Linked DNA regions of Mus musculus: regions 1, 3 and 4 are each linked to region 2. A link is a loop called in an ENCODE intact Hi-C map of the cell type or tissue named here. Cell type or tissue: heart. All regions are shown on one strand. Region 1 holds the start of Polr2j (polymerase (RNA) II (DNA directed) polypeptide J). Region 2 overlaps Prkrip1 (Prkr interacting protein 1 (IL11 inducible)). Region 3 holds the start of Lrwd1 (leucine-rich repeats and WD repeat domain containing 1). Region 4 overlaps Upk3b (uroplakin 3B).

Evidence for each region. Peaks named below come from ENCODE experiments on the same cell type or tissue, not always from the same donor. Only the 100,000 strongest peaks of a DNase experiment are listed, where the experiment ranks them.
Region 1: it touches region 2 in a loop (2.6-fold over the local background); 6 of 42 quality-filtered maps call a loop at or near these places.
Region 3: it touches region 2 in a loop (5-fold over the local background); 22 of 42 quality-filtered maps call a loop at or near these places.
Region 4: a loop joins it to region 2, with 4 times the contacts of the local background. A loop is called at or near these places in 3 of 42 quality-filtered maps.

What each region holds. Positions count from the first base shown.
Region 1 is chr5:136,111,654-136,119,653 of GRCm38, reverse strand. Rasa4 (RAS p21 protein activator 4) reads right to left here. Exons shown (of 21, transcript NM_133914.3): 21 at 7,794-8,000. It overlaps Polr2j (polymerase (RNA) II (DNA directed) polypeptide J), which reads right to left and starts at 2,963. Exons shown (of 4, transcript NM_011293.2): 1 at 2,849-2,963. The coding sequence starts at 2,901. In heart, no CTCF peak of the experiment used is centred here; a DNase peak (open chromatin) is centred at 3,023; H3K4me3 peaks cover 2,368 bases; H3K27ac peaks cover 1,424 bases.
Region 2 is chr5:136,182,230-136,190,229 of GRCm38, reverse strand. Prkrip1 (Prkr interacting protein 1 (IL11 inducible)) reads left to right here. Exons shown (of 6, transcript NM_025774.3): 5 at 611-678. Among named protein-coding and RNA genes, the nearest start is that of Prkrip1, 13 kb to the left of the region's middle. In heart, a CTCF peak has its summit at 3,273 (motif pointing right); a DNase peak (open chromatin) is centred at 3,294.
Region 3 is chr5:136,131,536-136,139,535 of GRCm38, reverse strand. Lrwd1 (leucine-rich repeats and WD repeat domain containing 1) reads left to right here and starts at 3,462. Exons shown (of 15, transcript NM_027891.4): 1 at 3,462-3,664; 2 at 4,803-5,037; 3 at 5,486-5,602; 4 at 6,091-6,231; 5 at 6,457-6,561; 6 at 7,108-7,230; 7 at 7,310-7,424; 8 at 7,974-8,000. The coding sequence starts at 3,585. Alkbh4 (alkB homolog 4, lysine demethylase) reads right to left here and starts at 3,391. Exons shown (of 3, transcript NM_001347492.1): 1 at 3,242-3,391; 2 at 1-198. The coding sequence starts at 3,358. In heart, CTCF peaks have their summits at 1,418 (motif pointing right) and 3,513 (motif pointing left); DNase peaks (open chromatin) are centred at 15, 1,395 and 3,425; H3K4me3 peaks cover 2,656 bases; H3K27ac peaks cover 1,591 bases.
Region 4 is chr5:136,043,070-136,051,069 of GRCm38, reverse strand. Upk3b (uroplakin 3B) reads right to left here. Exons shown (of 6, transcript NM_175309.4): 6 at 6,077-7,135. The coding sequence ends at 6,976. Among named protein-coding and RNA genes, the nearest start is that of Upk3b, 8.6 kb to the right of the region's middle. In heart, CTCF peaks have their summits at 4,729, 4,930, 5,520 and 6,025; a DNase peak (open chromatin) is centred at 4,889; H3K27ac peaks cover 253 bases.

The DNA of each region.
Region 1 (8,000 bases), 71 kb after region 2:
GTGGGTACAGGGGAGAGACCAGGAGACACTTAACCCCCAAGGCCCCTCACAATCAAGGTAGGCCCAGGTCTATCATTCTGCAAGCCCTACTATCTATCCCCAATGGCTACTGGAGTTGCACCTTGGGTTTTGAGCGTGCTAAGCAAAGCCCTCAACCACTGAGCTACAGGTCTAGCCCTGGGAGGCCTTTTTCAGTCTACTCACCAGTAAAGGACTCAGAGCTCTGGCATGGTTCAGTGGCCAACCATTAACCTCCCATGTGTAAGTCTCTGGGTCTCATCTCCACCACTCCCACCGTCCAAACAATAAACAAGGTAGGCCTGCCTGGTAGTTCAGACCAGTAATCCCAGCAATTTGGGAGGCTGAGGCAGGAGGATAGAGAAACACCTCAGCCATCACCCTGGCCTTTCTCTTTGCTTAAGGTAGAATCTCATTTGCCAATGGACACACTGTGCTTGTCTCCACTTCCCATGCCCCTGGAGAAACACTGGAAGCAGAACTCAGATCTACACACAAGTCCTCAGCATGACAATCAATCAATCAATAAATGCTAACAAGGAACCGCCTCTCCCCTGTGATGGCCTCCTATTTATATACCAGGGAGCATGGACTTAGCAGTCCTTGTTTTTGTTTGTTTTTTTTGAGACTACATTTCTTCGTACTTGATCTGTAGACCAGGCTGGCCTTGATCCCCCTGCCTCTGCCTCCCAAGTGCTGGGATTAAAGGTGGATTAAAATCCACCGCTCAGTTAAGGATTGCTCCTTTTTTCAAACTCGGTACACAAATATTTTCTTACTTTGTCCACGCCTGTCTGAGATAAGAGGACAACCTGTAATTGTCAGGTCTCTCCTGGTACCATAGTGGTCCCAGGGACTGAACTCAAGTCATCAGGCTTGCCTGCGGGTGCCTGCGCTCAAGCCATGTTGCCAGCCCAGAACATGGATGTTTTGGACCTGATTGTCCTTTTCTGGGAGCCTGTCTACTGCACCAAGGGTTGTTATCAGCATCCCTTGCTGCTATCCACCCGCTGCCAATACCAACGTGCCTGGGACAACCAGAACCTTTTCCAGATGGCCAAATGCTCTTGCTCATGGGACAACAACCGGGCTCTCAGTTGAGAATATGCCCCCAAGGAAGGCTGAAGTAGCTATCAAATGTCAATCACAAAACCCTGCCTCTTAGGAATGAGCAGTGTCGGCTACAGGTCTGCAGTGTACACTGTACTGGCAAACTCGGAGGATCTTGAAGAACTTCATTATTTATTGACTGATTGATACAGGGATGAAATGAGCCCCGTGCATGCTAGGTAAGCAATCTACCACTGGGGTATACCTCTGAGAGGCCAAATCTACTCCATCTTGGGACCTGCTACCTCCATCTTAAAGAAAAAAAAAAAAGCCGGGCGTGGTGGTGCATGCCTTTAATCCCAGCACTCTGGAGGCATTGGCAGGCGGATTTCTGGGTTTGAGGCCAGCCTGGTCTACAAAGTGAGTTCCAGGACAGCCAGGGCTATACAGAGAAACCCTGTCTTGAACCCCCCCCCCCCCCCGCAAAAAAAGCCTGAGAACTTGACCTACAGCAGAACCCAAGATGCAACCAAGTACCAGGAAGGACCTCACGGCTTGTCCCTTGGCCCATACCCCAGAGTTACTCCCTAGCAACAGTTAATCAAAGATTAGTCTGGTTGCTTCAGATCTACTTTCAGATAGTTTGTGATTGTTCATCTCCCTTCACAGCACCACCTGTCAGCTTACAACAGACATTCAGTTAGATACCTGCCAAGCTCCATACCCCGTCACTCCCACTCCCTAGAAAACCTTGTCCTGGGTTCAAGGCTGCTCTGCCTTCTCTTCCTGTCCTGTTGTGTCAGGGTTGGGTTGGAGGAGAGCCCAAGCCCGAGCTTGTGATAAAGAGACCCTAATGGAAACGGCTCCTTAATGATCTTTTGGGGTTCACAAACGATTCCTAGCACACCTCCATACCTTTTTCCCACTGAGATAGAGACTAAGCTGACTTCCAAGAAGGGGCACACACACGAGAGAAGGGTTACACAAGAGAGAAGGGTTCGTAGCAAACTTTGAGTCATCAAAAGAGTGTATTTGGCTACCATTAAGACAATTACATAAAGCCAGAGCCGGTGGCTCAGGCCGTTAATCCCAGGTAGAAGCAGGTGGATCGCTGAGTTTGAGGCTAGTCTGGTCTGCAAAGCTCGTTCCAAGACAGTCAAGGAGGATACACAGAGAAACCCTACCTCCAAAAGACAATTAGATGCTTAATCTCTAAACCTGTAGCCACTCGAGTGCAAAGTACTTCCCCCTGCTCTCTGAATGCACACAGACCCAACTTGCGTCTGTCTTACTTTCTTAGCGCTCTCTTCCTCTGAACCCTCCTGCTTAAGCCCATATTAAAGTATCTTTAATTAAAAACCCACCAATCCTGCTTCACTAAACCGAAGAGTCCTGAAATTCTTTTTAGCGTGGAGCCACGAACCCGGGTTTGGCCTAAGTCGGGATCCCTGAAAATCTAGGAGAAACCCTCAGGTTGCTGAGGAGTGTAAGAGAGCTGTGTCTCTGTCCCTTCACAGCTGTCATCATGAACCAAGTGTCTGGAGCAAGACACTCCATGTCCCAGAGCCTCCGATTTCCCACTGCAAAATGCATGCACGCGCCAGTGCTTCGCGCCGCTGCCTGAAGCTGGGCAGACTCGCATTGAGCAGCACGGAAGACTCAAAGCAAAGCCCGCCTCCCGCCTCGGTTTCCCCAGACAGGAGCAGTGCGGCGCTCCAGCGGAGCTGACGGCCGGCAGGCTCCTATGCAACCGTCCCCGCCTCCGCCGGCCTCCACTTACTTCTTCTCGCCCTCGAAGAGCAAGAACGACTCGAAGGCCGGAGGAGCGTTCATCCTAGCGCCGCGCTCTCGCTCCCCGACACCAACCCACAGTCTCCTTCCGCCAACAGAGCCCCGAAGCGCGACCACTTCCGGATTTCTCAGCCGCAGCCAATCAGTGTAAGCACCTGGCCCCCGCCCCCTAGCGGCTCGGATGACCTAATGCAGGCGCAGGCAAGGCTGAGGGCGAGCCGTGCGCATGCGTCAGTTTAGAACCCTTGTTCGAGGCGTCCATGCTGAGTGTTTTGGCGCGTGCTCCCGCGCCCGGAGTTGAGCCACCTGTAGCTGGCTCCCCGGTACCGACTGAATGGGACTAAGAGTCTAAGTGGGCTGCTGCTGCAGGACCCCCGGGTGGGCCGACACTGGCGGACTTATGAGGCCTTCTAGATGAGGACCAGTGGAGCAAGAAGGGATGTAAAGGTTGGGGAGGAGCTTGGGGTACCAGCGCATCTTCTCTTGAGCACACAGGTAACTAAAAACACGATGAAAGCTTTGCACCTCGCCATTTTTCAGCGGTCTCTGTAGCAATCTTTTATTTTTCCTATTTTTAAAGATTTTTATTTGCATATCTTGTATGGGCACGTATATGCAGGTGCCTTTGGAGACCAGAAGAGGGTTGGGTCACCTGGAGCTGGAGTTACAGGTGGTTGTGAGCCCCCCCTGCCCCAGTGGGTGCTGGGAACCGAACTCCAGTCCCCTGCAGGAGCAGTAAGACCCTTAACTGCTGAGCCATTTCTCCAGCCTCCCTGATGGCTCATCTTGTCAACCGGATGAAATTTAGAATCATCCTAGAAACAAACCCCTAGGAGGGGCCAGCAAGACAGCCCAGTGGGCAAGGGGGAGTGTGACCAAATCTGATTACCTAAATTCAGTCCCCAGAACCCACGTGGTGGTAGAGAACAGACTTCTCCGACCTCCCTTCACGGTATGCATTTACACATGTGTGCACTCACAATAGAGAATAATAATCATAACCATAATAAAGAACGTTTGGTTGTCTTTGGGATTCTAGACAGATTTGACTGAGGAAGACAGACGTGTATGGCATCATCCTAGAGGCTCAGGAGTCAGACTACAGCTTCCTGGCGCAGATGCAGTGTGCTTGGCTGCCTGGGAATCCTGTTGCTATGACATCTGCATTGTATACCCTTCCTTAAGATGCTTCTGGTTGGTTGTTTTTTTGTTTTTTTTTTTTGGGGGGGGGGTTCGAGACAGGGTTTCTCTGTGTAGCCCTGGCTGTCCTGGAGCTCACTTTGTAGACCAGGCTGGCCTCAAACTCAGAAATCCGACTGCCTCTGCCTCCCGAGTGCTGGGATTAAAGGCATGGACCACCACGCCTGGCTGCTTCTGGTTGTTGTTGTCTTGGTTTTGTTTGTTTTTCAAGACAAGTGTTTCTCTGTGCAACCCTGGCAGTCCTGAAACTTGCTCTGTAGATCAAGCTGGCATCGAACTCAGAAAGCTGCCTGCCTCCATCTCCAAGAGTGCTGGCATTAAAGGCGTAAGCCAGCAGCACCAGGACTTCTGTTCAGTTTTCAGACACAACAACAAGAACAGTAACTAATACAGACTCAGTCTCCCAAGCGTTGGAGCCACAGGCATGAGCCATCCTGTCCATTGGTATCTGAGTGCTGAAGCACCACTGGGTGATGGAAGTGTCACAGGAATCAAGCGAAGACGATGATGTCAGGTCCTGGAAGGCTCTGGGGCCCTTCGCATGCTGGGTCACACTCCACTTTGCCTCTGCACATGGGCATATTACTTCTGGAGTGTCAAAGTAGTGATGCCTAAGCCAGCTCAGCCACCTTCAAGGCTGAAGGTACAAAGATAATGCAGGCACCTTGCTCAGCTCTTACGTCTCCAACTGGGAGGAAGACGAGGAGGAGGAAGAGGAGGAAGCAGAAGCTGTTGCTGCCACAGCCCAAGGTTCCCCTGTCACAGCCCAAAACTTGCATCCACTTAATAATCTAGGAACAGAGATCCTGGAGAGCGGAGCTCCCCATGAGGTCATCAGGAATGCTAGTTATCGCATGGGACCGAGCTTAACTCCTCGAGCAATAGGGTTTTCTCCAGGCCACTCTGTGAGCCAAGGCTGAGATTAGGAGAAGGCAGACCAATCCCATGTGATTATGATACCCTTAGTCCCTCCTCTCCCCTCAACCAAAAGCTTCCGAGTGCCCGCAAGACAGACCTGGTAGTGTTACCAGAATTCCTCCCCTGCGTGGGCTTCATGTCTCCCCTTTTCCTAAGTCCCAGTGATAAACCACCAAAGTTCCCCCTGGGGAGTCACTGAGGTTCCCAATCTTACAAGGGAGGGATAATGGACAGAAGTATGGAGGACCCCAAAGAAGTCTAGCATGGGTGATGGCTTCCCCATAGTCACATAGATGGGGTCCCCAACTGTTAGCCTTCTACGTCCTATATACTCAGTCACTTCCCTGAGGCCCCTCAAAAGGCAAGTGCAATTAGAGCAGAATTGCATACAAATGACCTTTATCCATTCCAATGAGGGAAGACCCACAGTTACCAAACTAGAGGTGGGCTCTTGCAAGCAGGCACAACTGATGATGATGGTGGCTGCTTCAGAAGTCACTGGACCCCTTTATCTGTCCCTTCTCCTGATGTACCACCACACTGAACAAACATCCTCTCTACTTTTCCCCAGCACTCATCGTAACTGGCAGCAAAGGACCCGGGCCTGGCCTAGCTGCACGGCTCTCAAGTCAGGGCTTTTGTACTAAAACCCTGGAGACCTGTGTGCCATCCCTCTGTGGGACGGATTACCACTGTACCACCCTAGTTTAGTATTAAGGTTCCACCTGGAGTTTGGCCACCACCACTGTGTCCCACTTGATCTATAAGGATAAAAAAATGTCATTTAGAGGGATCAGATCAAGAGGCTAAGATCTCAGTAGGGGGAGGAATGCCAGGTGAAGATGACTTCCTTGTCTGCAGGGAACTTTGTGGAGCAGACCTAATCAAGAGTTAATTACTCTGGCAATGCTGGGGGCGTGGCTCAGTACTAGACCCCCTGCCAGGAATCCTCCATTGTGGGGCTGGGGGTGTGGCTCAGTGGTAGAGCTCCTGCCTAGAATCCCCCAATGAGGGGCTGGGGGCGTGGCTCAGTGGTAGAGCCCCTGCCTAGAATCCCCCAGGGAGGGGCTGGGGGCGTGGCTCAGCGGTAGAGCCCCTGCCTAGAATCCTTTACTGAGGGACTGGGGTGGTGGCTCTTGTAGAGCAGCCTCCTGCCCAATTTATACAGTGCTGGGGCTCAGACCCAGGGACCCAGGCCCTCATGCATGCTAGATAATCACCTTAACTGGACTGGGGTTTGCTGTTTGGTTTTTGTTTTTTGTTGTTTTTCCAATGATTTTCATTTTGTTTGTTTGTTTTTACTGAAACAGGGTCACACAATATAGCCCATTGATGGCCTCAAACTTGAACTCCTCCTGCCTCAGCTTCCCGAATGCTGGGATATAGGTGTGTGTCATCACGCCCAGCTTCTGAGTGTGCGTTTGTGTTGGCTGAACTGCAAATGAAACCCAGAATCTTACATATGCCAGGCAGTTGCCCCATCACTGAGCTACATCGCCAACCTGAGCGTGGTTTGAGCGAGTGACCATTTGAATTCAGGCATGGCCGCTTGGTTGAGCCTGTGATGCCAACAACGGCATGCAGAACGGAGTCAGGAGGGTCAGTTCAAGGTCATCCTCAGCTCCACAGCCGAGTTTGAGGGCAGCCTGGACTAAGAGAGACTCTGTCTCAAAAATAAAGGTGCTTGCTGAGCACACACGGAGCCCTACGTTTAATTCCCAGCTCTGCATAAACTCTGCATGGTTCACACCTGTAATTCCAGCACATGAGAGGTAGAGGAAGGAAGATCGGGAGTTCAGGGTCATCCTTGGCTATAAAACAAGTTTGGGGTTATCCTGGGTATATGACTAACCTTGTCTTAATTCTTCTAGAAAAAAATATAAACAATACATCAGCCGAACTAGGAGCTGAATCCCCCCCCCCCCCCCACTCTTCCCTCTGTGGGAGACGCAGAGCTGTGGCCAGGAGCCAATACTGTGGAAAAGCTAGCCATTTAGACACAGCCCACAGGAAAGCCACTGGCTGAGTCTGTGTAGAACAGTTCTCAGCCGGTGGGTGGAGACCTCCTCATGGGGGTCAAACGACCCTTTTCCGGGCGTGGCATAAAATCATCAGAAAACACAGATATTTACATTATGATTGATAAGAGTAGCAAAATTAGTTATGAAGTAGCAAGGAAAATAATGCTATAGTTGGGGGCTCGCCGCAACACGAGGAACTGTATTGAAGGGCCGCGGCATTAGGAAGGTCGAGATGAATACCTCCTGGGATTCTCATTTTCAAAGGCATGAGTGCCCTGCCCACCCTGAACCTGGAAGCAGTAGCTGACCAGCCATGAGAGCAGCACAACGCATGGCCTGGGTCTCGTGAGGGAAGGCAGGGAAATGGCAGGAGCTCTATCCACTTCCGACAACCCCGTGCCCAATCCAGCTGCCCATCAGCACAGCCTCACGCCCCTCTCAGACCCTGAGCAGAGGGGCTGGAAACTTGGCCCGGTAACCCACGGAAGATGGAAGGGGCCACTGTGACCCAGCCCTGCCGTGCTATGCAGTCTGTAGGGATGCCCTAAACAGAGGAGCTTGGTGTGGCATCTGTTTCTGGCTGGGAAGAGCCATTAGGCTCCAGAGCTGAGAGGACGGAGGGGGTGTGGAGAGGAGTGTGGGATAGGAGCTGCGAGTTTTAACAGGCCTGGCCCCAGGTAACCTAGAACCTGCAGCAAGGCTGCACTGGTGACCCCAGCTCTCAGTCAACCCCCCGTCCCTACATAGGGTCTCTTGGATTCAGTCTTTCTCTGGACCCAACCCAACACCTCAGCATTGCGGCAGTTACAGAGCATTTATTTATGACAGCAAACCACTGTGGCATCCGACCTAGGAGGCCAGACAGTGGCAAAGCAATGTGAGGTGGACAGCCTGTTCTCCTGGGTGAAGAATATGGGTCATGGGGACTACAAGAGCAGTTGGTTCTCCCAAGGAAGCAGGTGTCACGGTTGTCCCTCGCAGACATGGAGAAGACTATGCTGG
Region 2 (8,000 bases):
TTTGTGTGTGGGGAGTGGGGGAAGAATACAAAGAAGGAGGGAGACTGGGACTGGCACATGTGTGGAGGTCAGAAGACACCTTTAATTTTTAGTGTTTCTGTTTTGTTTTCTTTTGGTTTTGTTTTTTTGAATGTGTGGGGTTTTTTATGTTTTGTTTGTTTGTTTGCTTTTTGAGATGGGGGTTTCTCTGTGTAGCCCTGAGTGTCCTGGAACTTACTCTGAGGACCAGGTTTGAACTCAGAAATCCTCCTGAGTGCTGTGATTAAAGGCGTGCACCACCACCACCTGGCTCCACTTGTCTATTTTTTTAAGGCAGGGTTTCACTATGTGTCACAGGCTGGCCTTGAAAAGGTTGTTTTATTTTTATATGTATGTGTGGATTTGTGCATCTGAACGTGAGTTCTCATCGGGGCCAGAAGAGGAGCAGGAGTTATAGGCAGTTTGAGTTACCTGACACAGATGCTGGGAACTGAACTTGAGTCCTCTGTTGAGCCATCTCTTTCAGCTCCTGTTACTGTAGCATTTGTGTTGTTATAAAGATAGCATAAATAGATGTTCTTTTTTCAAAACAGCCACTAAGACAACCACTGTCTTTGTCTCCCACGTGTAGCCAGAAGTTAAAAGAGAAGAAGTTACTGGCAAAGAAGATGAAACTTGAACAGAAGAAACAGAAGGAAGGTGAGTTGTGCCCACATTTCTCTCAGTGCCAGTCACCACCGCTGAGGTGGCAGTGCCAGTAACCTGTGGTAGTGAAGAGTTAACGTTGTTAACTGCATGTGTCAGAAAGCCACATGATGGGGCTGGTGAGATGGCTCAGCGGGTAAGAGCACTGACAGCTCTTCTGAAGGTCCTGAGTTCAAATCCCAGCAACCACATGGTGGCTCACAACCACCCATAATGAGATCTGATGCCCTCTTCTGGTGGTCTGAAGTCAGCTACAGTGATCTTATGTATAATAATAAATAAATCTTTAAAAAAAAAAAAGAAAGAAAGAAAGCCACATGATGGAGTCAGGCATGGTAGCACATGCCTTTAATTCCAGCGCTTGTGAGGCAGAAGCTGGCGGATCTCCAGGTTTGAGGCCAGCCTGGTCTACACAATGAGTTCCAGGACAGCCAGGGCTACACAGAGAAACCCTGTCTCGATAGAACCAAAAAAGAAAGAAAGAAAGCTGGACTGGCTTAAGTGGAGAGGAAAGCTGCTGGCTCAAAGTAGGCTAGGGGAGGAGCTTGCTGGAATTCGGGTTACCAATGTCGTCCTCTGCCCTGTCCTCACTGCCCGCTCCTCAGCTGCCCTCAAGTTGTTCTTTACCTTGCCTCTTTTTTCCCCCCCGGGAGGAAGGATTGAAGGGCTCTCCCATCATTTGGGCAGGAGCCATTTGTTGTGTTATGTGCACTACGTGTGTGTTGTACATGTGTGCACATGCCCATGGACGCCGAAGGCCAGTGTCTGCTTCTTCTTTAAGTTGTTCTTGCTTAGCCTGGAGCTGACTGATTTGGCTAGGCTGGCTGCTAGCAAGCCTTGGGGAGCCTCCTTTCTCGGTCTCCCTGGAGCTGGGATTACAAGCACACATTGCCATGCTCGTTTTTTCCATTGGTACTGGGGATCCAAACTCAGTACTGGCTGCTCCATTTCCTGATCTTGATTGATCCTCTTGGTTTTTAGTTTTTGTGACAGGCTCCATGCAGCCATCCTGGCTTGGTCTTAACTATGTAGTGAAGGCTGATTGTGAACTGACCCTCCAGCTTCCACCTCCTAAGAGCAGGTGCTGGGTCTTGCCTTCTACCATGTGTGAGTTTCAAGGATCAGGTCGTCAGGTGTGATAGCAAGAGCCCTCACCCACTGAGCATCTTACCAGCCCTATGTATTAGGGTCTTATTTATGTTTTATTATTTGTTGTTTTGTTTTGCTTGATGTAGTCTCACGTAGCCAAGGCTGGCCTTACACTCCTGACCCTCCTACCTCTACTTCCAAGTGTGATTACAGACCTGCACACCTATGGTTTTTAGCTCCATGCTGTTTCCTAGACTTTATGTTGCTGCTCTGTGGACTCTGTACACATGCTGCTTTCACAGTCCACTCAGTGTCTCAAAACCGCCTTCAACAGGATGTGGGGTGTCCTTTCGGGGAGGTTTCTTCACTCTTGCATAGATTTTGTCAAATTGGGTGGAAAAAATTGTTTCTGTTCATTTGTAGTTTCTAATTGTCTACCCACAGGTTGCCTCTTCCCCCATGATATCTCCATTTTGTGGTTGATCCTATCTTGTGAATTTTGTTTCAGTGACATATAATATAAGGAAGATCTAAAAGCTTCCATTGGATTCTAATGTATGCTTTTCACACCTTTACTGCAGTTTCTACCTTCCCATTAATTTTTTTTTTTTTTTTTTTAAAGATTTATTTATTTATTATATGGAAGTACATTGTAGCTGTCTTCAGACACTCCAGAAGAGGGCGTCAGATCTCGTTACGGATGGTTGTGAGCCACCATGTGGTTGCTGGGATTTGAACTCTGGACCTTCGGAAGAGCAGTCGGGTGCTCTTACCCACTGAGCCATCTCACCAGCCCCCATTAATTTTTTAAAATATTTTTTTGTTTCTGTTATATTTTTGAGACACGGTCTTTCTGTGTAGCCCTGGCTTTCCTGGAACTCATTATATACACCAGGCTGGCTTTGAGCTCACAGAGATCAGTCTGTGTGCTAGGATTAAAGGAGGAGTATACCAGCATCACCATGCCTGATGGATCTCTGTGAGTTCAAGGGCAGCCTGGTCTACAGAGCAAGTTCCAGGACAGCCAGAGCTACGCAAAGAAACCCTGTCTTGGGGGGAGAAAAAGACCTTGCCTCAGTTGACTGGGCTGGTGATGTAGCTCAGTTGTAGAGTGCTTGTCTAATGTACAAGGAGTCTGGCTTTCATCCCCAGAAGTGCATAAAAACTGTTCCCTGGTTACAGGAATCTATAGTCCCAGGACTCATGAGTTAGAAGCAGGGTCTGAAGTTCAGAATTATCCTCAGAACTGCATTGAATAAATGTCATCATTGGCACTATGCACGGACCACCTGTGCATCTCAAGAAATGCCTCATTGTGTATGCTTGGTGTTGATGACAGAGGAGGAGTAAGTCTGCAGGTCTTCATCAGTGGCGTACATGCCTGTCTTCCCACCTTTCTGATTATATCCTCATTGTCATTTTGTAAAAGAATAAGATTTTCTTGATACCTGGTTGAAATGAATAGAAGTTAATGTAGTGCTGCCCGAGTGTGCCACAAGGTGGCCCCAGCACACCGTGGAGCTCCTGTAGGTTGGCAGTAACGCATCTGAAGTTATCTGGTTCTTCTTAAAAGGGGATTGAGAGCTTAGCAGGAAGGGCAGCTGCCTAAGGCTGTGTTTGTGCTGTGTAGTAACTCAGCACCCTGCAGTGTGGGACATGGGTTTGAGTGACAGCACCTGGCTGGCTATGAGCCAGTTTGGAATCTTTTTTTCTTTTTTTCTTTTTTTTTGGTTTTTCAAGACAGGGTTTCTCTGTGTAGCCCTGGCTGTCTTGGAACTCACTCTGTAGACCAGGCTGCCCTTGAACTCAGAAATCCACTTGCCTCTACCTCCCAAGTGCTGGGATTAAATACGTGTGCCACCACTGCTCCGCCAGTTTGAATTCTTCTGAGTCCCTGAGCACCGCAATGATTTATCTGAACCACAGTCTTGCTTCCCTAACACAGCTGCCTCCCAAGGGGGTCTGGGGTGACTTTAAGGCTCTCTGTCACTGGACACAACTAGAGCACTTTGCTAGGCTCAGTGCTAGCTACATCTTGGCCTCGGTTTCTCTTTGTCTGGAGGGCTCAGCTGCTGCCTAGTTCATCAGAAGCGGCCATCTCCTCTTGATTATTGCTTTACAGGTATCTCCTGGCACTGCTAGGTGTCCCCTAATCAGAATGACACAGAATTCCCTTTAAGTTAGTGATGTTCTCTAGAGGCAGTCTGTCTAGATGGCTCTAGCGTGTGCTTTGGACCAACATTCAGAGCCACAGGATTAAGTGTAATGGACTGGAAAGCTGCCCTGTTCTTTGTCCTTTGATCATGAAGCCATTGTATTCCCGGCTCAGGAATCTTTAGAGTACATTGAAGCGGTGTGGAGAACGATAGTGACCTATAACCCTTACTTACAACAATAGCTAACGGATTGCTGTTTCTCCCTTGCTTTCAGTTTCTTCATGCACGTGCCCTGTTCTTGTTAACACTGCACTGTTACCGCAGAACTTGAATCGCACGCAGGCCATCTCCCTCAACCTTGCAGTTCCATAGTTCTAGGGGATTTTGTTTTGCTCTGATTTGGGGTGCGGGATGTTTTGTTTTGTTGTTGCCCATGGGGAACAAAAACAAAAACTGTGTTATCATCAGTTGTACTCAGTGGTATGTCTGTAAGCTGAATAAAATTTCCAAATGGGCTGCACTGTGGCTCAGAGGATAAAGGTGCTTACCAACAAGGCAGAGGACCTAAGTTCAATCCTCAGGCCCTCAGGGAAGGAGGAAAGGACTCACTCTGACCCCCACACATGTCTCATAGCATACATGCATACATAAAAATATATAAATATAATATAATAAATCTTTGACTTGTGGCTTTAAAGTACTGTGTAAACTAAATAGTAAAGAGTAGTGCAAGGTGAGGCTGGTCAGTTAGATGGCTTAGTGGGTAAATGACTTGCCACCAAGCCTGACAACCAAGTTCAGTACCCAGAACCCACATAGTAGAGGAAAGAACTGACTCCTGACTTCATGTGTGCTTTGGCACACACCCATACACTTACACAGTAGAGAAGTTAATATTTAAGAAAGTAATGAGAGGAAATAACTAAAAAGGAAATATCAGAGCAAGTTTGGTACTGTGGTTCCAGCACCCAGGGATTGCCTGGAGTTTGAGGAAAGTGTAGATTGTTAGAAAATCCTGTCTCAAATATATCCCCGATGCCAAAATACCTTCCTCCAAAAGATTACTATACCTTCTTTATGTTTTGGGGGAGTAAGTTTTCTTAGCAGGATCACCTGTGGTGATTTGAATTAGAATGGCTGACAAAGGCTCATGTATGTGAATGCTTAGCCATCAGTTGGTATGGTTTGAAAAGTTAGGCCTGACCTTGTTGGGTAGGTGTGTTCCGAGAGGAGGTGTATTTGTTGCTGGGGGTGGACATTGAGATTTAAAAAGCCTAAGCCAGGCCCAGTGTTGTCTCTCTGCCCACTGCCTGAAGATCAGGATGAAAGTGCTCAGTGCTTCCCAGCACCACCCTTGCCTGCCTGCTATCCTGCTCCATGCCCTGATGGGTAGGATGAAGCCCGGAAACTCTAAGCAAGCCTCCATTTAAATGCTGTCCTTTGTAAGAGTTGACTTGGTCATGGAGTCTCTCCACAGCAATAGAACACTGAGACTAGGTCTTTGTAGCCCTGGCTGGCCTTGAACTCACAGTAGTCTGCCTGCCTCTGGTTCCTAACACTGGAATTAAATGCATGTGCCACCATGCTCTGATGATGATGATGTTGTTGTTGTTATTGTTGTTGTTGTGTTTGTTTGTTTGGTTGGTTGGTTTGGTTTGGTTTTGAGACAGGGTTTCTCTGTGTAGACCTGTCTTTCCTGGAATTCACTCTGTAGTCCAGACTGGCCTTGAACTCAGATATACCTGTTTCTGCTTCCCAAGTGCTGGAATTAAAGGCCACCACCACCTGGCCAGATTTTTTTTTTTTTTTTAAGCTTCAGTCTGATTTCAGATTCACTGTGTAGATGAGGATGGCTTTGAACTTCTGATCCTCTTTCCTCCACATCCTGAGTGGAGTGGTGGGATTACAGGTGTGTGTTTCAGGGTTTTGTGTACATATATGGTTTGGGGGTTGTTTGCTTCAGGCAGGGGTAAGCTCCAGCTTTTTTTTTTTTTTTTAAAGAGAGGGGGGGGGGCTGGAGAGATGGCTCAGCGGTTAAGAGCACTGACTGCTATTCCGAAGGTCCTGAGTTCAAATTCCAGCAACCACATGATTGCTCACAACCATCCATAATGAGATCTGACGCCCTCTTCTGGTGCGTCTGAAGACAGCTACAATGTACTCATATACATAAAATAAATAAATCTTGAGAGAGAGAGAGAGAGAGAGAGAGAGTGTGTGTGTGTGTGTGTGTGTGTGTGTGTGTGTGTGGTGTGTGTGTGTGTATGGGGGGTTACTGTTTGTAAATACGTACATATGAGTGTAGGAGCCCACAGAGGCCAGGAGAGGGCTCTCCTTTCCTTGGAGCTGGAGTTAGAGTTGTGAATCATCTCTGTGAGTGCTAGGAAATGAATTAAGGGTAGAGTAGTAAGTGTGCTTAGCTGCTGCGCCGTCTCTCCAGCCCCTCGAACACTTTACATAGGCTTTGCTTTATGTTTTGCTAGTCTTGAACCTAGGGATTTGCGCATGCTTGGCAAGCCGTGTACCACTGAGCTGCGTGTCTGGTGAGTGCATGCCTGCCACTCTCCAGCCCCTACAATGGTTTTAGAGTCACAGAAACCTGTCTCATCTCGTTACAGTTAGTAGCTGGTTTCCCTCCCTTACCCAAGGCCCTTCCCTTCCCTTCCCTCTATTGCAGAATTCAGCACAGAGCCCCACAGTGCTCAGTCAGCATCTGGCTGTATGCGCCTTTGACTGAGACAGCTGCTCAGACTTACTGGGCCAGTGTCTGTACAGCATCCCCCACCAGGGTTTGACTGATGTCTCATGTCATGAGCTGGAGCTGCATCACCAGCTTACTGCTGTTGGTGCTGATGTTGGCTGCCCCACAGAGGCAGTAGTTATCAGGTATGCTCACCAAAACTCACTGCTCTTCCTCCAGGAACTTACTTTGGAAAGAAGTCTTCCATGTGCAGCCCATACAAAGGATTAAGGTCTAGTCAGGCGCCTCCAACCTGAAGTCAGGGATCTACAAGTTAGGAGGTGGTCTCTCCATCTGCAAAAGTGTTTGTGACAACAGACCTATGTGTGTGACCCAGTTTTCTTTCCCTTGTTGGAATTGTCTGTTGTCCCTGTGCCTGCCTACCACAAGTTTCCAGCACTTCCTTATTTTCTGTACTATCAGATACCCCAGGCTCATCTTGGGGGTTTCCTGCCCTCGACCTAGCATTGGATGAGGGTCCAAGATAACTTATCTTGTGTTGGCGCAAGATCATGGGGGTGAGAGTAGAAGGAATCATTCATCTTTGACTGGCAGTTCTGTTGTGCAAGTGCCGTAGAGTGTGTGCCTATTGGTGACTGTGACATTGCTAGGTGATGTAACCTAGTGGGCCCACCATCATAACGATAGACTCCTCAGCTGATAGGAATGGCTGTGCAGCATATGGAGGTGTGTGTCCTGAGCAATGCCTAGATACATCCATGGGTACTAGTTGGTAACCATCTGTTCACAGGAAGTTAATCATGAGTTTGTACTGACATGTCCAGCTCTCCTGCGTCATCAGTGGGTCATTCTGGCTTTGTCCGCCTTACTGCTTATCGCACATCCATCACTATTCACTCCCAGCACATGGTATACTTACTGCTTGAGAGTCACTGCTCCCTGTGGGAAAAGCAGCTTACACCAGAACACAGAGGCCCTTTTTCTTGATTACATTTTTCAGTTTTATATGAGTGTTCTGTCTACATGTATGTATGTGAACTACATGTATGTCTGGTGCCCACAAGGGTCCAAAAAGTGGGCCAGATCATTTGGAACTGGAGTTACATATAGTTGCAAACCACCATGTGGGGGCTGGGAACCCAACCTGAGTTATCTACAAGAATGTCTGGTGCTCTGAAGTACACCGTCTCTCCAGCCCCATTGCATGGATCTTGTCCAATGCATGGTATCATGAGTCCACCAGTCAAATATACAAAGTAGTTTCACTGTCCTGAAAAGTCCCTGGGGAGTCAGCTGATGCCCCTGCGCTGAAGACCTCCCCCGCCTTTTTCCAGCCAGCTCCCGCCTACTCTCCTACTCTCAGAACAAGA
Region 3 (8,000 bases), 51 kb after region 2:
CTGCTTCTTCCTCCCAGACTGTGAGAGCTTCCAGGGGTCGCAGTCCATCAGACGCACCATCTCAGCTTCTTCCTCTGGGGTCACAAAGTCCTGTATCAGTGTCACTCCTGGGAAGGGGAATGCCCAACCCTCCAAGTCAGAGCCCTCGGCCCCTGCGGCCCAGCCTGTGTCTGGGCAGTAGAGGAAACAGCATTTTTTCTGTAAAAGACAGAGATGGGGCAGAGTGGGTGAGCTGCTGACGTGCTTAACCTGCAAGAAGCACAGAGATCTGAGCTCCATCCCCTAAAACCCAAATGTAATAAGCTGGGTGTGGTCATGGATGCCTGTATCCTAGAGCTGGGGAGGGAGGCAAAGGTCAGACCAAGGGCAAGCTAGCCTGGCCTCTTAGAAAATTCCAGGCCAGTGAGACTCTCTCAAAACACCAAGGTGGGCACCTGGGTTATCCTCTGCCCTCTACCTGTATACACATACACCTGTACACGCATACACCCCAAACAGAAGTGCCCTGGAACCAGCAAAGACCCACAATAGCCACATGTGCCCGGGACCCACCAGGAGCCTCTGGGATTCCGATGCTCTTCTTGGAACTAAAGCAACTTGGAGAGGAGCCTGGAGTCGCAGGGGCGATGCAGCCTGAACCTGGCCTCAGGCCTCAGGGCATGGGATTCTCATTCTCTCATTTGTGTTTTTCTTCTCTGAGGACCTGGCCTGAGGCTGGGGGATGTGGGCACTATTCCTTTGGCACTGTGACTATCACCGACCCCTCAGGAGCAAAAAGATAAAGGACAGGAGCCTGCACCAGGAGTCTGAGAAGCAGGGCTAACCGTAAGGCTGTGGTCTGGGTGGCCAGGGGCTGGCCAATGCTTATTGGAAGCCACAGATGTGTGTCTTCCTCAGCCCTGCTCCTGCCTCCTCTGAGACTAAGAGATGCAGTAGTAGAAACGCCATCTTAGGGCTGGAGAGAAGGCTCGGCGAATAAAGGCACTGGCCGCTCTTCCAGACAACCAACCGGGAGAGCTCACGACTGTCCATTAACTTCAGTTCCAGGAGATCCAACACCCTCACACAGACACACATGCAGGCAAAACACCAATGTACATAAAATGTAGGGCATCATAAATCTGTGGCTGTAGCTCAGATGGTATAGGCCTGCCCGACATGCATGAAGCCATGGGTTCCTTCCCCAGCACTGCAAAAAAACCTGTGTGGCGGCAGAGGTCTGTAATCCTGGTCTTCAGGACCATTAAGAGTTCATGGTCATCTTTCACTATATAGTGAATAAGGCCAGCCTGGGCTACATGAGCCAGGCCTTAGCATGTTAGGTAAGCACTCTACCACAGAGGTCCATCCCAAGCCCCTCACTAGGGCAGTTCTTTCTTTCTATGTTTGAATCTGTGTGTGGCATGCACATGTGCCCTCCAAGGCCAGAAGAGGGCGCCAGTGACTTGGGTGTTGGGAGGCAAACTTAGGTCTTTGGTTTTTTTTTTCTGAGACAGGGTTTTTCTGTGTAGCCCTGGCTGTCCTGGAACTCACTCTGTAGACCAGGCTGGCCTCGAACTCAGAAATCCGCCTGCCTCTGCCTCCCGAGTGCTGGGATTAAAGGCCTGCGCCAGCACGCCCGAAGCAGTCAGTGTTCTTAAGTGTAGAGCCATCTCTCCAGCCTGGGCGGTGCTAGGCAGGTGCACTATCTCCAGACCACGCCTCCAGCTAGAGACTGGCTTCCTTCTTTTAGCAGCACATCTTCAAGGTGAATCCATATGGAACTCGCGTCAGAATTTCCTTCCTTTCTAAGGTTATATCTACTGCATGGATATCCGAGATTTTTAAAAATCTCTTATTAGTTTATGGTTTGCCTCTTTCTTTCCTGTCGAGACAGGCTTTTATTTAGTCTGGTTTGAAACTTGCTATGTAGATATCTTTGACCTCCCTCAAGCCAGCACCAACACTGCCCACTCTTCAGTTCACCAGTTGATATAATAAACACTTGGGTGTTTGGTCACTCTGAATGCTGCCATGATCCAGACATAGTGACATATGCTTGCAATCTTAGCTTATGGAGGGGGCGCCCTGGGGCCTCTAACTAAAGAAAATAACTAAAACAAAAAACTTGGCTCAGGCCCCTTTGATCTCTTTAAGTGTCTGTCGCCTCAGCCACCCACAGCTCCTATCTCAGGCCTCTACTCAAGCATTCCCCTGGCTATGCATCCCAGCAACTTGCTACAGCACTGCCAGGGCCATACAAATGCTCTGAAGTTATTTTTCATTCATTCATTCATTCATTCATCCATCCATTGCCCATTTTGATGGAAGGTGTTAGCCTGGTCAACAGAGAGCTAGAAGGGAAACATTTTAACATTCTTCCTGGCCTACCTGACTCCTGATCCTATTAGTATCTTGTAAGACAGATTTGTTTTTGTTTTTCAAGATGGGCTTTCCTGGAACTCCCTATGTAGATCAGGCTAGCCTGGGACTCACAGAGATCTGCCTGCCTCTGCATCCCAAGTGCTAAGTCTAATGGCATGCACCACCACTGCCCGGCTGTAAAGCTGATTCATACAGGTTTGTTTTCCCAAAAAAATTTCCCCCAAATCAAAGCCTGTTTTGGAGACAGGTTTCTCTGTAGTGTAGTCCTGGCTGTCCTGGAACTCACTCTGTAGACCAGGCTGGCCTCGAACTCGGAATTCCACCTGCCTCTTGTCTCCCGAGTGCTGGGATTAAAGGCATGCGCCACCACTGCCCGGCTGCCTGTGCTGTCTTAAGTCGCTCATTCCCTGTCTAATACAGGCGGCCTAGTGTTCAGCACTCCCTACCATTTCCATGCAGTCTCCCTTGTGCTCCGGAAGCTCACTCAAAACCAGACCCGTTCAGTCCAAGTTATTTACCACTGCCCCCCACCCCCACCCCTCACCCCCCAAAGTCACAGAGATGATGTGTGACAGCCGCTTCCCTACTGCCAAGGTAACTCCTAAAACCTGCTGGGCGGCTGAGGTCCGTTCTCCAGCCTCTCTGCCTTTCAAATGCAGAGATCTCGGCGTGCACCAGCATTTCCCCGCCCTTCCATTAATCAGCCGATGGCACTTGGTCCACCTTTTGGGTTTTGTGAATATTGAAGATATAAGCGCTCCAAACAACTCACCTACCGCGAGGCTTTGGTCCTTGGCTGTTTTACAGGCAAGCTGGGCCTTAGTTTCCCATTAAGATGAATAGATTTTCTGGCTATGACTCTTTTCCTAGTCCGTACCTGAAGGCAGATCTGCCAGGGCGGGTCCCTGTGGCGTTGTCTCTCGCAGATAAGACAGGTCCGGATGCCCTTACAGCCGCACTCCTGCAAAAGAGAAACTTCAGCCGCCGCCGCCATCGCGTCCTCCGATCAGTTAAGAGCGCAGGCGCGAGACGCAGGGGCCGCTGGGAGTTGTAGTCATCGCAGAAGCAGGAGGTGGGGCGTAAGGCTGGCGTTCTACTTCCTTCCGGTCGCAACGGACTCGCAAAGGGTTTGTTGTGCGCCACCTCCTGGGCTCCCCGGCAGCGGGCCTTAGCGACCGGACTTCGTGGAGGCGCGGGTTCGGTTGAGCCCTCGGCCACCCATGGCTCCTCTCACGCCGCAACTGCTCCTGCAACGTGGGCGACCCAAGACGGATAAGCTGGGGAAGATTCAGAGTTTGAAGTAAGAGCATGTGGGGTTGAAGCGGATCCGGGGCGTGGGGTTCTTCCCCGCCAGGGTGGTTTGATGGGCGGAATGCAAGGCTCAGACCCCTCCGTCTCCTCCTCCTGCCCGGGTTATTCTGTTATCCGGGATTCGAGCCCCAGTCGAATCTCGCGCCAAACGGAGATGTGGGAGATTGGCAGCCAACGCCCGGCGTCAGATAAACTTGGAGCGAACGCCCTTAGCCTTGCGCGGAGTGGAAAGACTGATGAGATACTAAGGGATGTTGAGGGATCCTGTGTAGCACGGAACGGGCTAGCAGGAACTAGTAAAAACAAGAAGGAACTTGGAAGTCTTGGGCTCTAAAGTCATTTTGTTTTGTTTGTTTGCTTGCCTGTTTGTTTTTGAGACAGGGTTTCTCTGTGTAGCCCTGGCTGTCCTGGAACTCACTCTGTAGACCAGGCTGGCTTCGAACTCAGAAATCCACCTGCCTCTGCCTCACAAGTGCTGGGATTAAAGGCGTGCGTGTGCCACCACTGCCCGGCAACAAAGTACTCTTTAAGGGAGGGAAGATGGGCCACAGAAATGATCTGCAGATAAAGGTGCCTGTCTGTCATCAAGCCTGAATTCAATCCCTTGGGCCCAGACAGTGGAGCAAAGCAGCTCCCTAAAACCATGACCCCCTTAATCACGCTTTGATTGTGCCCATTCCTATCCACACACCACACACAGATACATAGACACTCTGTAATACATAGAAAGGTAAGTTAGGAAGTGAGAAGGCTAGAACAGTTGGCATAGCTCAGTTGCTACATTGCTTACTAGACATGCACAGAGCCTGAGTATCCCTAGGGTTCCATCCCTATCAACACCTGAACAGCTCCCAAGGGGTGGCACATGCCTGTCATCTCAGCACGTGGGTAGGGGGAGGAGAGTTAAGTTCAAGGCTTTCCTGGACTACGCAATGAGTTGTGTAGGATGGGATCTCTTGAGTTTTGCGGCCAACCTAGTCTACATAGTTCAGGCTAGCCAAGTCTAAAGCAAGCTTCATGCTTGCACAAGAACTTTGTTGGTGGAAATCCCTCTGGGACAGATGGGGTAATTAATGGGAGGGTCTGGCCCGCTCCCTCAGCTCTCTTGCTCTCTGCCCTCACCCCAGTCTGTCGGGGCTGCAGCTGCTCTCAGAGCACTTGGATCCCAATCTCCTGGGGCGCCTGAAGAAGCTGAGGGAACTTGACCTCTCTAACAACTTGCTGGAGACGCTGCCTGCTAACCTGGGCCTGTCCCATCTGCGCATCCTTCGCTGTACCAACAACCAGCTCGGGGATGTCACTGCCTTGCACCAGTTCCCAGAACTTGAGGAGCTCAATCTGGAAGGCAACCCCTTCCTGACGGTGAGAGGGACCAGGACTCTGTGGGGCAGACTCAGGCTCCATTCCCCCCCCCGCCCCCCCCCCCCCCGTTTCCGTTTTGTTTTGAGACTGGGTCCGATGTAGCACAGGCTGGTTTCAAATTAACTGTGGGTCCGCAAATAGCCTTAAATTTCTGCTCCTCCTGCCTCTGACCTCCTGAGTTCTGACCATGTTCCACAAAGCCCAGTTATGCGGTGCTGGGGACCAAACTCTGGGCTTTGTGCTTGCTAAGCAGGCAGTCTGCCCCCTGAGCTACATACCCACTCCGTTTGGGTTTTTGTTGTTTTGCTTGTTTGAGGCAAAGAGTCTTGCTCTGTAACCCAGACCAACATCAAACTTGAAACGTCCCTACCGTACTCTCCCAAACGTTGAGATTCCAGGCATGCGTCCTTACTCCTTCCTGGCTTTCTGTTATCTCTTCTTCCGTTAGGTCAGTGACAACCTCAAAGTCTCCTTTCTCCTGCCCAAGCTTCGTAAGGTGAATGGCAAGGACACGGCCTCCACCTGCTCACAGGTGGAGAATCTAGATCGGGAGCTGATGGACAGGGTAAGGATGATGGCGTGGGGGTGGGGTCCTTGGTCATAGCAATTGGGTACTGAGTGGGACAGAAGTGGAGTTTTGGAGCTGTGTAACAGAGATTCTTGCCCAGACAGCCTCAGGTCTGAGGTGGTGAGTCTGTTTTTTTTGTTCCTTTCTTTCTGTGTTTGGAGACCCTGTCTCCAAGGTATGCAGCAAGCACAGCAGGACACCAGCGAAGCTAGACTCACAGTGAGCTGGTTTTTGGCACATGCTCTTTCTTGCTTATATAGCCCAGGTGGCCTAGGACTCTTCTGCCTCAGCCCCCCAAGTGTTGGTATCACCACCATGTTCAGTTGAACCAGACTGATTTCAAGTCTAGCTACTAGATATTGAGTAGTTTCTAGAAGGTGGTATAGTCAGTCTACTGTGTGAGCCGGAGGAGTTAGGGTGGAGGTGCTGTGTGTAGCCTGGAGACCCAGGCTGGGCGGGGACGGTTCTGGTCTTTCTTACCGCAGGTCACAGCTCACTGGCAGAAGTTCATAGCCACTGTGAGCCCTGAGGAGGAAACTGACAAGGTGCGGGCTGATTTCATGAGGTCTGCAGTCAGGGATGTGTGTTACGGCCCTGAGTCGCTCATCGAGTTCACGCAGTGGCGGGTACATCATGGAGACTGGGGTTGGGGGGCGTCATGACAGGGGTTTGGTTTTCCTGACTCTCAGTTGTCCTGGAGAAGTTCCTGGTTGTGAGGGGTTGGGGCACTGTGGGGGGTTGGCTGGGTCATTTCCTATGGAGAGGTACAAGCTCCCTGTGAGCAGGTATTTGGGGAGGGGGAGGGGCACCCGAGACTGTGCTCTGCCTGCTGATGGCCTGGCCTCACCCAGGTGCGGATGATCGCCGAGGAACTGGTGGCCTCAGGTGGGGCCCAGGTGCAAGACGCTAAGGTCCCCGTGGAGCATCCCCAGGCTGCAGGTGCCTCCAAGTTCAGGGTGAGCGGTTCCATCCACATGGCTGGGAGAGCCCTGGGTCTTTCTGCACTAGAACACAGATGGCCCTCTGCATAAACTCAGGTGATGCCCAAGTAGAACAGTCAGCCTTCCCTTGCCGTGACCGCATACATGAGGTCATCGATTTACAAGGAAGAAAGGTTGGTTTGGGTTTACAGTTTTACTCCATAGTTCCTTGGTTCTAAGGTTGTTCATATTGTGTCTCTTATGGGGATGGGCTGTGAATCTTGTGGCCATCAAGAACCAAAGAGAGAAAGGGGAGCCAGTGTCCCAGTGCCCCCTTCAAGGGATGCCTGAGTCTCCTCACCTTCACTGTACTCCAGAGTAGCCCCATAGTCTGCTAACCCAGCCTTTTAACCTTTAGGCTCTCGGAGAACATTTTAAGTGCCCAGCCCTAACACGGAGCAAGGTCCCCCTGTGGCCCAGTTCTTGCTTTCCGTGCCTTTGAGAGGGTGTATAGTTCAGTGTGTAGTCAGGGGAGGGACCTTAGGGCATGGTCACATGGTTAAAGTCTCCTTCCTTTCACAGGCCAGAGAGGTGGCTTCAAAACGGCCAGGTAAAGACCCAGTCACCCTTCCTCCCAGCAAGCGAGTGCGTGCTCTCCCACCTGCTCAGGCTGAGGGCAGTCCTATGGGTGCTGATGGAGGGCAGGTAAGCTCCCCACGAGACAGGGGGAGCAGGCCAGAGGGAGCAGGCCAGGGGGCAACCGTGACCACCTGTGTCCCCACAGGCTGCCCTACACCTGGAACCCCTGCACTTCCTGCAGTGTCATAGCAGAAACAACAGCCCAAAGGACCTGGAGACCCAGCTGTGGGCCTGTGCCTTTGAGCCGGCCCGGGAGGAGGGTACGTGTTGGGCCAACGGGCAGTGGGAGGTTTGGGTCATAGGTTGGTGCTCAGCAGGAGATGAGAAATGGAAAGATACCTGGGAAACTCCATGAGATTGATTGATCTCAAGATAGAAAGAGCTGGAGAGATGGCTCCCTGGTTAAGAGTGCTTGCTGCTCTGTAGAGGACTGAAGTTTGGTTGCTAGTGTCTCCCATGGGCAGTTCACAACTGCCAGTAACACCAGCTCTAGGGGATCTGATGCCCTTTTTAGCTTCTGTGGGTATCTGCACTCACACGCGCATACCCCGACATGACACAGGTACAGAACCACTGTTTTAGTTTTTTTAAAGGTAGAAAGGAGGCTGTGGATGTAGTATAGTGGTAGAAACCTCACCTGTCACGTGTGAGGCCCTGAATTCTATTCCCTGTGCCACACAAAAATAAATAAATAAATAAATAAATAAAAATAAAAATAAAAATAATTGAGAGGTGAGGAGGCCAGCAAGGAGGACAGTAGGGAGGAGCTTTATAAAGAAGATGTTTATGTGACTGATCCCATAAAACAGGGCACTCGAGGGCCACATCCCAGACCG
Region 4 (8,000 bases), 140 kb after region 2:
TGCCTTCAAAAATAGGTTTTTTTGTTTTTGTTTTTTGTTTGTTTTTGTTTGTTTGTTTGTTTTTTCGAGACAAGGTTTCTCTGTATAGCTCTGGCTGTCCTGGAAACTCACTTTGTAGACCAGGCTGGCCTTGAACTCAGAAATCTGCCTGCCTCTGCCTCCCGAGTGCTGGGATCAAAGGCGTGCATCACCATGCCCAGCTCAAAAATAGTTTTTTTTTTTAATCTATTTATTTATTTATTTATTTATTTATTATCTGTGTGTACACTGTAGCTGTATTCAGACACTCTAGAAGAGGGCATCAAATTTTTGTTATGGATGGTTGTGAGCCACCATGTGGTTGCTGGGATTTGAACTCAGGACCTTTGGAAGAGCAGTCGGCGCTCTTAACTGCTGAGCCATCTCATCAGCCCTCAAAAATAGTTTTAAATTTTATCTTATTATATGAGAATGGGTGTTTTACCTGAATGTATGTATGGGTACCACCTGTGTGCCTGGTACCCAGAGAGGTCAGAAGAAGGCATCAGATCCCCTGGAACTAGAGTCAGAGATGGATATGAGCCACCATGTAAATGCTAGGAGTCAAATCAGGGTCCTTTGGAGGGGCCAGTTTTCTTGTCCACTGAGCTATCTCTCTCCAGACCCTAAGACAAGTTTTATTGCACTAATTTATCATGTGTGTGCTGGAGGAAGGGTGGCATGCACATGCTCTAGCAATGTGTATGAAGGTCAGAGGACTACTTTTAGGAGTTGGTTCTCTGTTCCCCGTGTGGGTTCTGGGGACTGAATCTGTGTCCCCAGACTCAGCCCAGGGCCTTTACAGGCAGATGAGAGGGAGGGAGTTGCCTGAGGTCTGTTCCCACCCTGTGTTCCAACACCTATGCTCTGCTGAGTGATGAATCACGGTGCAGTCACCTCCCCACAACCCCCAATCCTGGATGTTTTTCCTTTTTCACAAAGAACTTGTTTTTGACTGATGAGCGATGAAGCTATGGGTCAATGGGTGTCATGACATTTCCTTATATAGAGTCCTCCGGGATCCTTTAATAAAACGTTCTTGGCACTTGGGACATAGCTCAGCAGTAAAGCACCTGCCTAGAATCCCCCAGTGAGAGACTGTGGGTGTCGTTCAGTGGTTAGAGCCTCTGCCTAGAATTCTCCCCAGTAAAGGGCTGGGGATGTGGCTCAGTGGTAGAGCATTTGCCTAGCATATATGAGGGCCCAAGTAGAGACCCCAGCAGCACAATAGAGGAATAGTAAGTACATAAATTCCTCCCACTGAGTGTGGTAGTTAATCCTAACACTTGGGAGATAGAGGCAGGAAAATCACAGGACCCTGTCTCAAGAAGAGAACAAAAGTAAATGATCCACACAGCTTTAATCCCAACATTCAAGAGGCAAGGATATTCAGGGATCTCTGAGTTCAAGGCCAGCCTGGTCTACATAGTGAGTTCCAGGCCAGCCAGGGCTACATAGTAAGTAAGACATTGTCCTGCTACGTCCAAAGAAACAAAGTAAAAAACCTCTTTACAACCTGGTTGGTGCTAGAGACTCATCCCAAGGTTTCTAGTGCTCCTGCTGTGTGGAACTCTGGGGCAAAATGTCCCCTCAGGGTTTGATGGGGCCCAGCACAGCATCAGCTAACTGTTCTGGGCAGGACCACTGACACCTCTGTGACACCTCAGCCAGCATAGCCTAGGGCAGGAGATCACCAGTGGGTGGCTTCTGACGATGGCCTCCAGATGACCTGAGGGAGGGATCTAACTTCATGAAACATTAGGAATTTGCCAACACCCATGTGCCACCAGTGCCTAGCATATATTAAATCAACATTCTCATGGCTGACAGGAGCTGCTAGTATTGTGGACAGCCATCTCCAGCTTCTCGTCAGGCATGTCTGGCACGTCAGGCTGTCCTTTGGTATTTAGTTCATTCCTCCATGTAATCCCACAGTGGTGTCAGAGTCCTGGCAGGGCTGGCACAGCAGCGAGCCCGTGACAGTGAACGCCTGTGAGCTGGGCTGTGCTAGCAAGGCAGCTTCTTAAATTTTTATTTTATTTTCAATTTTTTAGACAGGGTGTTTTAGTCAGAGTTTCTATTGCTGCAATGAAACACCATCTCCAAAAAGCAAGTTGGGGAGGAAAGGGTTTATTCAGCTTACACTTCCACATTGCTGTTCATCACCAAAGGAAGTCAGGATAGGAACTCAAGCAGGGCAGGAACCTGGAGGCAGGAGCTGATGCAGAGGCCATGGAGGGAGGGGTGCTGCTTACTGCTCCCTCCTCAGGGGTTGCTCATCCTGCCTTCTTATATAAACACCAGCCCAGGGATGGCCCCACCCACAATGGGCTGGGCCCTCCCATGCCTTACAGCTGGATCTCATGGAAGGCCATGCCTTACAGCTGGATCTCATGGAAGCTTTTTTCCTCAACTGAGGCTCCTTCCTCTCTGATGACTCTTTCTTGTGTCAACTTGACACACAAAACCAGCCAGTACCCAGGGTCTCACTAGGTTGCTTAGGCTGCCCTGAAACTTGCTATGTAGACAAGGATGGTCTCAAGGTCACAGAGATCCTCTCTGCCTCTGCCTCTGCCTCTGCCTCTGCCTCTGCCTCTGCCTCTGCCTCTGCCTCTGCCTCTGCCTCTGCCTCTGCCTCTGCCTCTGCCTCTGCCTCTGCCTCTGCCTCTGCCTCTGCCTCTGCCTCTGCCTCTGCCTCTGCCTCTGCCTCTGCCTCTGCCTCTGCCTCTGCCTCTGCCTCTGCCTCCTGGGCTCAAAGATGTGTGCAATAACACTGGGATCAGTTTTGTTTTGTTTTTTTAAAATATTTTTAAATATTAAAAATTTGTGTGTGTGTGTGTGCGCACGTGTACATTTGTGCATGTGTTTGTGGTTGCCCAAAGATACCATAAACAGCCTGGCTCCCCCGGAGCTGCATTTCAGGTGGTGCTGATGTGGGTGCTGGGAAGCAAGCTTGGGAGCTGCAGATACTCTCTCTCTCTCTCTTTTTTTTTTTTTTGGTTTTTCGAGACAGGGTTTCTCTGTATAGTCTTGGCTGTCCTGGAACTCACTTTGTAGACCAGGCTGGCCTCGAACTCAGAAATCCACCTGTCTCTGCCTCCCAAGTGCTGGGATTAAAGGCGTGCGCCACCACCGCCCGGCTGCTGCAGATACTCTTAACTGCTGAGCCCTTGCTCCAGCATCCCTGCCTTTCAAATCACTATTATTCTGCAGGAGAGAAGGGTACCGAGTGGCCTGCGTGTGTGTGGAGATCGGACGCCAACCATGTGAACTTGTTCTCTCCTTTCAGCTTTACCCAGGTTCCAAGAATCAAACTCAAGGCTTCCTAGCTATGGCGGCAAATGGCTTTACAGTCTGAGCCACCCCGTCCACATTTCCCGGCCAGCCATTTTGCAAGTAGCACGCTGTGCCAATGTACCATGCTGTGCTTTGGAAAGTTTTGTGGATTTTTTGTTTTTGTTTTTTTTTTCGAGACAGGCTTTCTCTGTGTAGCCCTGGCTGTCCTGGAACTCACTTTGTAGACCAGGCTGGCCTCGAACTCAGAAATCTGCCTGCCTCTGCCTCCCAAGTGCTGGGATTAAAGGCGTGCGCCACCACCGCCCGACTAGTTTTGTGGAGTTTAAGGCTCTCTGTTTGCTTGCTCCTTCTCTCTTCCTAGGGAGAAGGGAAAAGCCACAGCAAGATAGCACATGGTTAGCTTTCCGCCTGCCATCTTGAGACTTGAGTCTTGGGCAATGGTGGGGGTAGGGTGGGGTGGGTGGGGTGGCGCGTGCATGTGCGTGTGTATGTGTGTGTGTGTGTGTGTGTGTGTGTGTGTGAGATGTGTGTGGGTGTGCCAGTGAGTGGAAATCAGAGGCTCTCTCCTCCTACCATGTAGGTCCTGGTGACCAAACTCAGTTTGGCAGGCTTTGGCAGCAAGCACCTAGTAGCCTCCTCCCCAGCCATCGTCTGGTCTCTGTGTTGATGTTAGGGGCTAGGGACGTAAATTCCCCCTCCGTTGTTGGTAACACCTTCATGAAACTTGAACAACAACTGACACAAGTCTCTGGACTGGGGAGATGGCTCAGCCGTCAGGAGCACTGACTGCTCTTGCAGAGGGTGCTGGGTCAACTCCCCGTACCGACACAGTGGCTCCCAACTGCCCATAACTCCAGTCCCAGTAGCTCAACCCCCCTCTTCTGACCTCTGCGAGCACCAGGCACAAATTCAGTGCACACACGGACATGCAGGCAAAACACTCATACACATAAAACAAACAAAGCTTAAAATTTTTTTTTTGTTTTAAAGAAGGCTGTGTTATTTTCTATTGGGGTGGGGAGATGTCCCCAGGCACATGCCCTGCATATCTGCCACTCTAGAAGTTGAGAAAGGAACATACAGAGTTCAAGATCTAGTGAGCGAACATATCAAGATCTTGTCTCAGCACGCACACACACACACACACACACACACACACACACACACGACACCCCCCACCCCCACCCGCACCCCCAGAACTCCTTTTTCTGGGAATGTGATGGAACTCTCCCTGGTGTTAGGTGCATGAAGATCTCCATTCTCATTCCTGTGTGCATGTGTTTAATTTTGTGTTTTTGAGGCAGAGCCTCAGACTGTAAATATGACAACAGTCTTTAACTCCCAGTCCTCCAGTTTCCCCATCCATCTCTAAAGTATTGGCCTCAAAATCACAGTAATTTAAAAAAAAAAAAATCACAGCAATTCTCCAGCCTCGGGGCCCCAACTGACATCCCACTGCCTCTCCCACTCCCACCCTAACCCTGACCCCATCCCCTCCACCCCACTCCGCCCATGCGGGCCAAGCCTGCTGTTTTCCATTTTCTTCCCTTTCAGGACTTTGTAGAGATTGCAAAGGCATACTCTCGCCCCCGTGTGGCGGCGGCGGGAATCACCACAGACTGTAAAAGTACCTACAGCAAGCCACGGGGCACCAGGATCACAAAGTCTGGGGATCCTTTCGCAAGTCTAGCTGAACCTTTAGCTCTTTAAAATAAATCTTAAATCATACACTTTAAAATAAAATTTAAAATACACCTGAAAAATAAAGACCTGTTAATTATCTTGCATTTGCAGGTGTCGGGGTGCAGAGGACAAGGGGATGGGGAGGTTTGGGGGGAGCACACGTGCCTTATTTTTGTAGAGGTCAGGGTCAGAGGACAACTTGCCAGAACTGGTTCTCTCCTCCCACGTGAGAACAATTCATGAATTCATGTCAGTCGACTTGATGGCATCTCACAGGCCCTTCATTCATCTTTTAACTCAGCAAATACCAGTGGTCAAGGAAACAAGGACGGGTGCTGGGACAAGTTGTGTGGGTGTGGGGGACCGAGTATCTCTTTCCCAACGCCAAGGCAGGTTAGCCCTCTCCTGGTCCACAGGGCCCTCTGCTCTCATCTGGTCCAATTTCAAAAGTTGCTCCACGCACGTTTCTCTGGCCACTGGAGCATTTGGCTGGGTGCAGCTTCTATCTACACCTCTAGGGGTCACCTGCATGCTGGGGGTTCGGCAAGATGGGGACTAGAACTCAGAGGCAGAGGTTCACCGACTTGATAAAGATCTGCCACTGAGGCCTGTGCCAGGAGGGAGAGTGGCTGTGGCCGCTTGATTCTGAAAAGTGAGCACGTTTCTCTGTTATTCCAAAGCACAAACTGGCGGCAATCAAAGGACCCGTAAGAGGCAGCGCCAGAGCACCACCATATGCTCCTGTCGCAGAGCCAGCCTGAGCAACACTCCTGCCATAGTAACATTTATTAACTTCCAAAAAGCTTGATCAGACAAGCCCCGTGGGACATGGGGTAGGGTGGCTGAACAGTGAGGGCAGGCAAGGGTCGCCGTTAAAGAAAATTTGGTACCTCTGCAGGCTCAGCCTGGATGAGTCGGAAATACATTCTTCCCTGACCCCTGACAGGACAGGAATGCAGATGGAGCAGTAAACTGGAGTGCATGCGCAAGGCCCTGCTGCCACGGGGCTACAACTCGCGGGCGCCCCCGCATGGTGATGGCAGGAACCACTGGCTTTGTCCTGGAGAGCTTTTCCTTTGATCGAGTGTACAGTGGGTCTCAAAGAGCCCACTATGGTAATTGGGAGAGTGACTCCGAGGATAGTTTGAGAGCATGACATCTCCCCAGCAGTAATAGATCCCACATCTGGACAGGTGTCAGTCTGCGATTCAAAGCAAGGTAGAGTCCTCCAAAGTTACAATCAGCTTTCCCCGAGGCCGTGTCTAACACTGTATGTGGTGCAGAATGCCAGATGCACAATAAATGATGCTGAGTGAGCCGAGAAGTGTGCAGAACCATCTCTCTGTGTGCACAGGGGCTGGGCTAGGTAGCCGACTGTCATTAATAGCCATTTACACTCTCTAACCAGTACACTTGGTGAGACCCATCCTCAGAAAGAGCGAGGGGGACGAAAGTGGTATTTGTGTAACTGCACCCCACCCCTGGTTGTTGGGTCAGACGGAAGGTGGCCTGAACCTCATATAACTCATGATGGGCCCAGCCCAACCTACTGACTGCCCAACAAGGCTGCCTACCGGGTTGTGTGTTTTTGTTTTGTTTTGGTTTGTTTCATTTGAGACCTGCTCCTGCCAGATATCCCAGACTAGCCTGAAGTACATGACCCTCCTACTTCAGCCTCCCAAGTGTGGGGATCGTAGCTTGTGTCAACCGTCCTGCTGCGTTCTCTGAAGTCTGGCTAAGGTGAAGATGAACTGGCCACCTCCTCTAGCCTTACATGAAGGAGGTTAAGTTGGCCAAGCTGACCTTGACCACCTGCAAGCATACTTACAGACAGAGCCTAGTGAGGGGCAAAAGCAGAAATAAAACAGCCAGGCAGATAGAAGGGGCTGTGCAGATGCAAGACCCCCACCCCCACCCCACAGGACCTGCACATCTGCTCTCTGCCCCTCACCCCAGGCCCAAGCTACAGAGACCAGGCTACGGGCTGAGACTGGGAAGGGGGTCCAGGCCAGGCTCGCAGCCCACCGGCAGTGTGGCAGCTTCGCTGGGGGGGATATGGTGAGTCATGTAACGTTTTCCCATGAAGGAGCCAATCCGCAGCTGCTCAGGAGCTTCCTCGGGCCACCACAGGCTGGAGCTGCAGGGGAGAGAAGAAAGGGGGGGGACGACGTTACATCCCTAACCAGAGGCCATCACATTCTAGCTGTGTCCCTTCCCCAGAATCTTTACCCGTCAGCCTATCCCCTCATCTCCTCACCTGTCCTCTTTTTTATTTGTTACATGAAATATGTAGTGCATAGGTATATGGGGGTGCGCGCACGCGTGCACACACACACACACACACACACACATGCATATGCCTGTGTGGAAGTTGGGTTGGGTTGGGTGTCTTCCTCTATCACTATACCTTACCTCTAAGAAAAAAATTCTGTTGGGGGGCGGGAAGCGGGGTGCACATGCCACGGGGTGCATATGGAGGACATAGGACAATTGGCATGAGACAGTTCTCTCTGCCATGTGGGTCCCACAGATCAAACTCAAGTCATCAGGCTTGGTAGCAAGAGGCTTTACCCACTGAGCCATCCTGCCAACATTATCTTACCTTTTTGAGCCAGGGTCTTTGACTATAACCTTTAATGACTGGCTGGCCACAGATTCTAGGGATCCTCCTGCCACTCCCCATGAGTTAGGTTACAGACTCGCTCGACCACATCTGGATTTTACGTGAGTGCTGGAGGTTCAAATTTGGGTCCTTGTCTGTGCAGGGAGCACTTCGCTCACTAAAGTGTCTCCCCAGTCCCCCTTCCCTCTGTTTTGGAGCCAGCTAGAGAGGCACCTCGTCCAGGTATACCGGGATAACCTACCCTAACGGCAGTTACCAAGACACTCCAGGGGCTCATGGAAAAAAGACAAAGCCCAGGGGAAAAACTCTGCCCCTGACTCCAGAGGAACTGCCACCCAGGTGACAGACACAGAGTGGAAGGGAGTCAGGAGAGGCTTTC